Regions from separate parts of the Homo sapiens genome. Here region 2 is linked to region 1. Evidence: chromatin contacts called from ENCODE Hi-C or POLR2A ChIA-PET data. All regions are on one chromosome and are shown on one strand. Each heading gives the region's core, a stretch centred on a gene start or an enhancer-like site at or near the end of the contact. The rest is flanking DNA. Distances are from core to core; before and after follow the strand shown. Region 1 holds the start of ADAMTS9-AS1 (ADAMTS9 antisense RNA 1). Region 2 overlaps ADAMTS9 (ADAM metallopeptidase with thrombospondin type 1 motif 9).

The links. A loop is a pair of places that touch in the nucleus more often than their neighbours do. ChIA-PET counts read pairs that join two places held with the same protein, here RNA polymerase II (POLR2A). Pooled maps may share reads with other maps.
Region 2: a pooled map of ovary shows a loop between it and region 1 (2.0-fold over the local background). The contact joins the enhancer-like site here to the promoter of ADAMTS9-AS1 in region 1. A Hi-C loop is called at or near these places in 2 of 168 maps with a recorded cell type or tissue (Caco-2 and testis), 1 of 37 single-sample maps with no recorded cell type and 4 of 50 pooled maps. POLR2A ChIA-PET finds 5 or more read pairs at or near these places in 1 of 52 experiments (Caco-2).

Annotation. Positions count from the first base shown.
Region 1 is chr3:64,559,866-64,563,337 of GRCh38, forward strand. ADAMTS9-AS1 (ADAMTS9 antisense RNA 1) reads left to right here and starts at 1,481. Exons shown (of 2, transcript NR_110151.1): 1 at 1,481-1,903. It overlaps ADAMTS9 (ADAM metallopeptidase with thrombospondin type 1 motif 9), which reads right to left. Exons shown (of 40, transcript NM_182920.2): 30 at 1,713-1,886.
Region 2 is chr3:64,593,471-64,597,364 of GRCh38, forward strand. It overlaps ADAMTS9 (ADAM metallopeptidase with thrombospondin type 1 motif 9), which reads right to left. Exons shown (of 40, transcript NM_182920.2): 27 at 3,360-3,521; 28 at 788-964. Among named protein-coding and RNA genes, the nearest start is that of ADAMTS9-AS1, 34 kb to the left of the region's middle. RefSeq lists an enhancer at 3,477-3,894. Within about 2 kb of position 2,046, at least 9 of the 41 ENCODE cell types and tissues checked have a DNase peak (open chromatin) inside an H3K27ac peak, as active enhancers do.

The sequences.
Region 1 (3,472 bases), core at 231-2,730:
TCTTACTTTCCGCTCCTCGGAGCAGGGTTGAGTTTAGCGTGACACAAAGAGGGAGATGGAGAGAGCAGGCCATGGTAGGTCTGAAAAAAAGAGAATCAAGAGGTCACACTGAGGGGGAGAGCGAGAGAGATGAGGGAGTCTCCTCTTCCTTCTATATCTGACGTTGCCAATCCCCAAACCATAATAGATAACACTATTACCTCCAGTTTTCTCAGAACAACTCTGAAAAGTTATTTTATCCCCATTCTACAAATGGATAATCCAAGGCTCAGAGAAATCAAGAATCCTTGTTCTAATTCCCTTGGCTAATGTGTGGCAGTGCTAGGATATGAACCAAGTCTGTAGAATTTTATAGTCTCTAGGGTTCCAAATAACTGGTGTGGCTCAAGAGCTGTTAATCTGAAATGTAACTGCTTTAGGCATTCCTCCCTGCCACTGTCTGGTGGGAATAAAAAAGTAAAGAAGGAAAACAGGAAAAAGACTGAGTAGATGGAGAGGGTGAGTTTCCTAAAGAAAAGAAATTACTGCAACCAATGGAAGTAATCCATGAGGAGGCGAGGGAAGAGGAAGACAGGGCTGGGCGGCTGAATCCCAATGGGGTAAAGAATGCAGTTCTAGTATTTCTTAATGGTTTAAGAGAACAAGCTTAGCATGAAGTCTTGCTTCTTCCACTTGCTAGGTGCTAGGTATGTGACACTTGGACAAATGACACAGATTCTGTGAACCTCAGTTTTTTCACCTGCAAAATGGGATGATGATAATAATAATAATGCTCACCTTGTCTGGTGGTTAAAAAGATTAAGGGAAGCAATGAACAAAAAGTACCCAGCACAGTGCCAGGGGTACAGTCTAACTGTTCTCCAAACCATACCCTTTCTTTATGTTCTGAAAAACTCTTCATGGTGGGGAATTTCCTGCCTTATTTTTCATTATCTCTGCACCTCAAGCAGCATGCATTTTGTTTTTTATGCCAACATCAGTGGATATTGTTTTGCTTTCTAATTCTTTCCCCCCCTTTTCTACAGTTTAATCTTCTGTTCTGGAAACAGAGGTTACCTCCTATAAAACCTCCCTGGCCAAACTTTTCCCCATGGACACAATGTTTTCCTTAACCAAACATTAACTTGAAGCCAGGGAAAAAGCAAGGCCTGTCCACTTCTGCACGGACCATCAACGGAGCAGTTTCTTCAGATACCATCCTTTTTTTTTTTTTTTAAATGTTAGAAATCTTTCACTAATTAATCAAGGTTTCACATGAATGCCTATCTTCTACCTGACAGCCAAAGTCATAGAAAGAGGAAAAATACAGAGTAGGTTCTACCTAAAGTCTGCCCTGCGGCTATTTAAACAGATACAGAATGACCAAATCTGGAGACACGTATTTAAAATATTCCTTCTATCTCCCCCTCCTTCTGTGAAAGATATCTGAATGCATTCGGCCCACAGCCTGTTAAAGTTTTTTTTTTTTTTTTTGAGGCGGCCAGACTTGGAACACTCAGGAATACAGACAGACGTAGGAATTGCTTAAAAACAAGAAGTTCTCCCACCCTTGTTGGAGCGAATGCGCGAGTCTGACAGTGAACCTTTTGGGAAAGAGCCAGCATTGTAACCGTGCTCGGTGACTTCTCTGGCTTTATAGGGAACAGATGTGAGGATAGCAAGGGGCGCACACGTGAAATGCCTGGCAGGTACCCCTTTGTGGCTCTACTTACTTCTTGCCATTCCTCTGCCCTCCAAGTGTAGAGGGGACACCGTGGGCCTTGGCAGTCGCGTTCCGACTCCGGTCTGGTGTATGGGTTGCACTCGGTCTCTCTGGCTATTTTGTGTGTTCCGATCTGACAGCCCACATGCCTCTGCTGTACGCCTCGGCCACAGGACACAGAGCACTAAGAAGACAGAGAACGTAAGTGGGAGCTTCGGCTCATTTATTTTTTGGGGGGGCGGGGGGTGTCGAGGGTCACAGAGGAGGGGAATGCACTCCTAATCCAATGACTTTCATAGCTATCACATCGCTTTCTAATTTGCAATGAAAGGGATCCTAGATCATGTCTTAAACCTGGAAACTCACTGCTTATCTTATCCACGCTGGAGAGTGAGGAAGGTGCTCAAGTTTGGAGGAATCCCTCAAGTTAATGTAATTCTTAGAGGATTGAAGAGGTTAATAAAAATCATTATGAATCATTTAGCACAACCTGGAAATAGTGCTGCCATGAGAAATGAAAACTTGAAATGATTTCTATCCTGGAGGATTTGAGACTCATGAAAACTGGAGAGACAGTGTTGTACAAGAAGAATTTCTTGGCAGATTAAAAATATAACCCAAGGAGAAGTAAACCACTGAAGATTTTAGGACTTTATAAGTAGAATTATTTTCTCCAGTCTCTTCCTTTTCTTGCTCCTATTCATGGAGATAAGGCGATATTTTTTTAACCACAGAATTCACTAAAGAATTTGTGTCTATTTACAACCTCAGATGAATATATGAAGAATAAAAGCTGACAGGAAAAACCATTTCCTCGGGCTTAATGTTTTCAGCCCTTGAAAAATATTGTTAATCATGTTGAAACATTTTGCTGACCAACTTGCAAAACACCATATTAAATCTGCAATTAACTTTCCTCTAAATTAATTTTTTAATGGTTTCCTCATTGCTGGGTTTCATAATCTCACTTATGGCCAGGCCAAGAATTATTGTCTTGATTAAGGTTTTGACAGCCAGAAACTAAAGGCAACATTTGGAAAGAATGGTATATTATTACACTTAGCTATTAAAAATTATTTCCAAATTTTTGTGATAGCTCAGCCTCCATTTTTTGGTCTGGTGTTGAGAAAATAAGCTTAACATACATTAAAGCCATATTCCTAAGAGGAAGTCTTCTTAAATAATAGAATCATGACCTTTCAAACTTGAAAAAATTATTTTCCAATTAACCTGTAGCAACATTCAACTTTCTTTGAGACTATTAATGGAAATTTACTATCAAGAATCACACCCAAATGTATTCTGCTGAATGGTAATTTTCTCTCCATTTCAGATTTTAAGAAAACAGGTAACGATATTTAGAAGGTAACTTGAGAAATCATACTGTTTCAGATAAATCTATGCCAGAGAGGAGAACCATATGTTCACATCAAAGCTAGCTGAACAGAAGAAAATATTTTGGATCAACATAGCTACTATTGTTTGGGCTCAATTGTATTAATTGGATTGAATGAGTTTGTGACCCACAAGAAACCAGACTTTTAAAGTCATTATGTCCTGGGTGTAATGGGAGGATTCCTGAACACAAGTGATGACCCTATCTATAGAGAATGGCCATTTAATGCTCATTAGAGCTACATGAATAATATTTCCCATTGATTACACTGGAAAAGAATGTACTGTAACATGATAGAGTTACCCCATAAATGATGGACATGTTCAAATATTATCATCATCAATAAACAACAACCAAAAAGTCTTTTGACTATT
Region 2 (3,894 bases), core at 796-3,295, 34 kb after region 1:
AGCTTATGGGCACAACTCAGCCAAAGTATTGTTTTGACACAGCTGATGCTTCTGTTTGCCAAGAGCTGCCCCAGAAGTTTGCATCATATTTACAGTGGCAAACCTGTCTCACCATGTCAGCTGCTGGCTAAGCAGATAGCAAAGGAAGACTAGGACCAAAGCAAAAAATGGTCCCAAACGGGCTTCCTATCTCTGTGCAAGAGAGAGAACATTTCCGACACCCTAAAAGGCACCAGGTCACCTGTTCCATTTTTGGTCTTTTGCATTTTTAAATGATTTTAGTCTATTTTGTGGGCACAGACTTTGTAAAAATTATGTTCAGAGCTGTACCCGAGTCACACAGGCAAATTACAGTCACTGAAGAAAAATTGCTTTGGCCTCAGTAAGCAGGTATCTTTCCCAAAAAGTCAAAACTACTACAGCTTAGAAAAGGAAAGAATGTGTGCTATTGAGTTGTCTGTTAAAATCACTATGTATGTGTGTGTGTATGATGTGTGTGTGTGTGTGTGTGTGTGTGTGTGTGTGTGTGTGTATTTAGGCTAAGAAAAGGCAGCTACTTCTTGGCACCAGGTCCTGTATGAGGTACACTTATTCTTTAAAGTCACTTTGGCAATATCATAAAAAGTTAATTCTATTATGTGCCAATATGGAGAAAATAATAGACTATTTATAGCAGAGTTTCTGGGATGCCCTTGTAAGTGTGACAATTATCTGCCACAGAGGAGTGCCCCAGAATACCTTGGAATTAGATAGTTTGGTTAACAAACATGAATAGTTAGGGCCGTACCGAGCTCCAAGGGCCAGTACTCCATGCAGCGTCGTGTGGACAAGCATGTGTGTTACACTGCTCACGATCGGGAGGTTTATCAAGAATTTCACAGCTCAAATCTGGAAACCGTTCACCGTTGGACCGCTGACAGACCACCAGTCTTGTTCTTATGCCTCCACCACACAGCTTAGTGCACTGGAAGAAGGAAAAGGAAGGCTGCAGTTATTTTGTCTGAAAGGCCAATGACAAATTTCCTTTCTCCCTAATTTCTTAGCCAAACTCAATTATGGCATTGGGCAAGGTAAGCCTCTGACAGATGGAACCAAGGTGAATTACCAATAGTGATACGTAAAACAGACCAAGACTCTCCTACTTTAATGGCAGGTATTAGTTATTAAGTGCTTTCTCTTAACTTGCACTGAGGACTTTTGCATATATTATCTAATCAAGAGGAGTGTAATTATTTGCCCCATCTTATATATGAAGCAATTAAGGTGAAGGGAGGTTAATTAACTCGATCAAGTCCAATCTGTTAGCAAGTAACAAAGATCCTTTCTTTTTTTTTGAGACGGAGTCTTGCTCTGTCATCCAGGCTGGAATGCAGTGGCACGATCTCGGCTCACTGCAACCTCCGCCTCCCAGGTTCAAGTGATTCTCCTGTCTCAGCTTCCCGAGTAGCTGGGACTACAGGCGTGTGCCATCACACTCGGCTAATTTTTTTGTATTTTTAGTAGAGATGGGGTTTCACCGTGTTAGCCAGGATGGTCTCGATCTCCTGAGCTCATGATCCTCCCACCTCGGCCTCCCAACAAAGATTCTTTGAGAAATACCAAACCAAACCAAAACAAAACAAAAATAGACAAACAAAAACTACCCAATACCAAACAAAGGAGACAATGACTTAACTGGTTCTATTTTCTGGCAAATTTTAAGAAGCTGTCACCAATCCTTGGCTGTTCTCTGACTCCGTCTCCATAGCCCTTTATGACACTAACCTATTTTACTGTATCTCTGAATGTGAGGACAACTATGACTTTCCCCTTGGATGAATAAACAGCATGGTGGGAACACTGGATAAGGTTCTGACTCCTGGCTAGATCTAAACTTCTGAGGCAGGAACACGTTGTATTTCTTGGACAGTGCTGCTGCGCTCAAATCCAGCAACACTGACATTTGGTTTCCCTGCTGTGTCAAGGCCAGATCTCCCACAGAATTTGGAATGATCTGGTCTGTGCTGACAGCAAAGCATCCCAGCAAGTTCGTGTACTCTCCTGGCTTGAATCCAATTACAGAAGCTTAATCACAGGCCCCACAGGACAGAACTTTGCGAGGAGGTTTTGGGAAATCCACAATACATGAGTCACAAAGCCTCATTCCCTTTTCTTTCCCTTCAACAAAGCTCTCCAGAATGACATAACTGTCAATGAAAGTCAACAATAATCCCGTTATGACTGCCTATGACTACTAGGTTATATGGCTGAAACCATGAAATGTGGACACGTGATTTCATTCAGCCAAGGATGTGGACTAACATGCCCATCAATCTCATTTGTCTTTTTCCCCCCCTTGGCACTGGGACCTCCAAAGTGTTATTTCTCGTGTTTTATTTGATAAATGTTATAGTCAAGACAGAACAACTCAACAAACTTTAAATATGTGCTCTCCCTGTGGATTCAAGAATAGAGAGATATATTCTTAGTTAATTAAACACAAAACAATAAGCATCTAGGCCCTATGTATAATAAGGGCTCAAACCCCCACTTAGTCACAGTATTATTAATAATTATTCTTAACATTAATTATTACTACATTATAGTGGCAGTTAATTGATTAAAGGCGATGTGCTACGCATTTGATAGATACTACCTCATATCATGGTCATAAATACTAAGAAGTTGGTGCTATTACTATCCTTATTTACAGATGAGGATATAAATATTTGGCAAAGATACTACATTATTTGCCAAGGTCACAAAACTTTTAAGAGCCAGAGCTGAGAACAGGACACGGTTTTCTCAGCTTCCAATACTCAGTTGTCCCCTATCAGTCGTCACAGGCAACCCTGAAAAGGTAGCAGCTAAATAATTCCATATTTGAGAAAACACAGCTAACTACTCACTTCTGCAATAAAAATACATCATCTTTCATAGGAATTATAACACCTACTCAATCTGGCTTCATTAGTGACTTGGAATGTTGGGAGACATTATGCCATGGGAACAGGGCATAACACAAACACCCCAAAACTATGAAGAAGAGGGCAAGACTTCCATGGACCGATTTAACACATATTTTCAATCACTTTAAAAGCATCTATTTTTTAATCATCAGAGGTGAACAAATAACTTAAACCAGTATTTATCTGTATTCTCACCTAATTTTCCTCACCTGTGTACCCAAACTGTCTCTTAGTGGTAATAGGAACACTTTAAAATAGTCCAGAATTTAAGAAGACAGGTTTCCTAGTTAATCCCCACCCCAGAAGCTTCTACTAGAGCTAGTTCTTCTCCTTGAAAATAAAATCTGAATGATAAATACAGTTTGGTTAACACAATTCCTCTGTATTTATAGACGGATAGTTCACTCTCACCTCTCCCCAGTTGCCATAAGCCCACTGAGGACAAGGGCCGGATTCACAGGCTCTTTGCTCATCAGGTTTTATTCTCTCCACACAGTCGTTTGCGGTGTATCCATTTTCATCCTGACATACAACAACACGCCGCTGGGATCCGCCAGCACAGGTACTGGAACACTAAACACATCAGTCGACAAGTTAATCCCCACCTCAATCTCCATCTTAGGGACACAGAAGCAGCTGGTTGAAAGGTTAAGACAAATGTGCTGAAAAGCATTCTCAAGTCATCCACGAAGGACAAAAAGCAATCAGGAAAACCCAAGAACTTCCCCACTGTGGGGCTGTTTCATGTACACATCCTATAGACACACCTGGAGGGCAGAAATGTGTCTTCTCTTCTGGTGTGCCTCAGGCCCTCTACAGGGGTTCCATAAATGCCTAATGTGACTTCCAAAGCAGGCCACTTACTGTCTTTATCCCCTCTGCATCTCTAAGAGGTACAGAGGTGTTGATGGACACGACAGTTAATTTGGAAATTCTTTTCAAAACT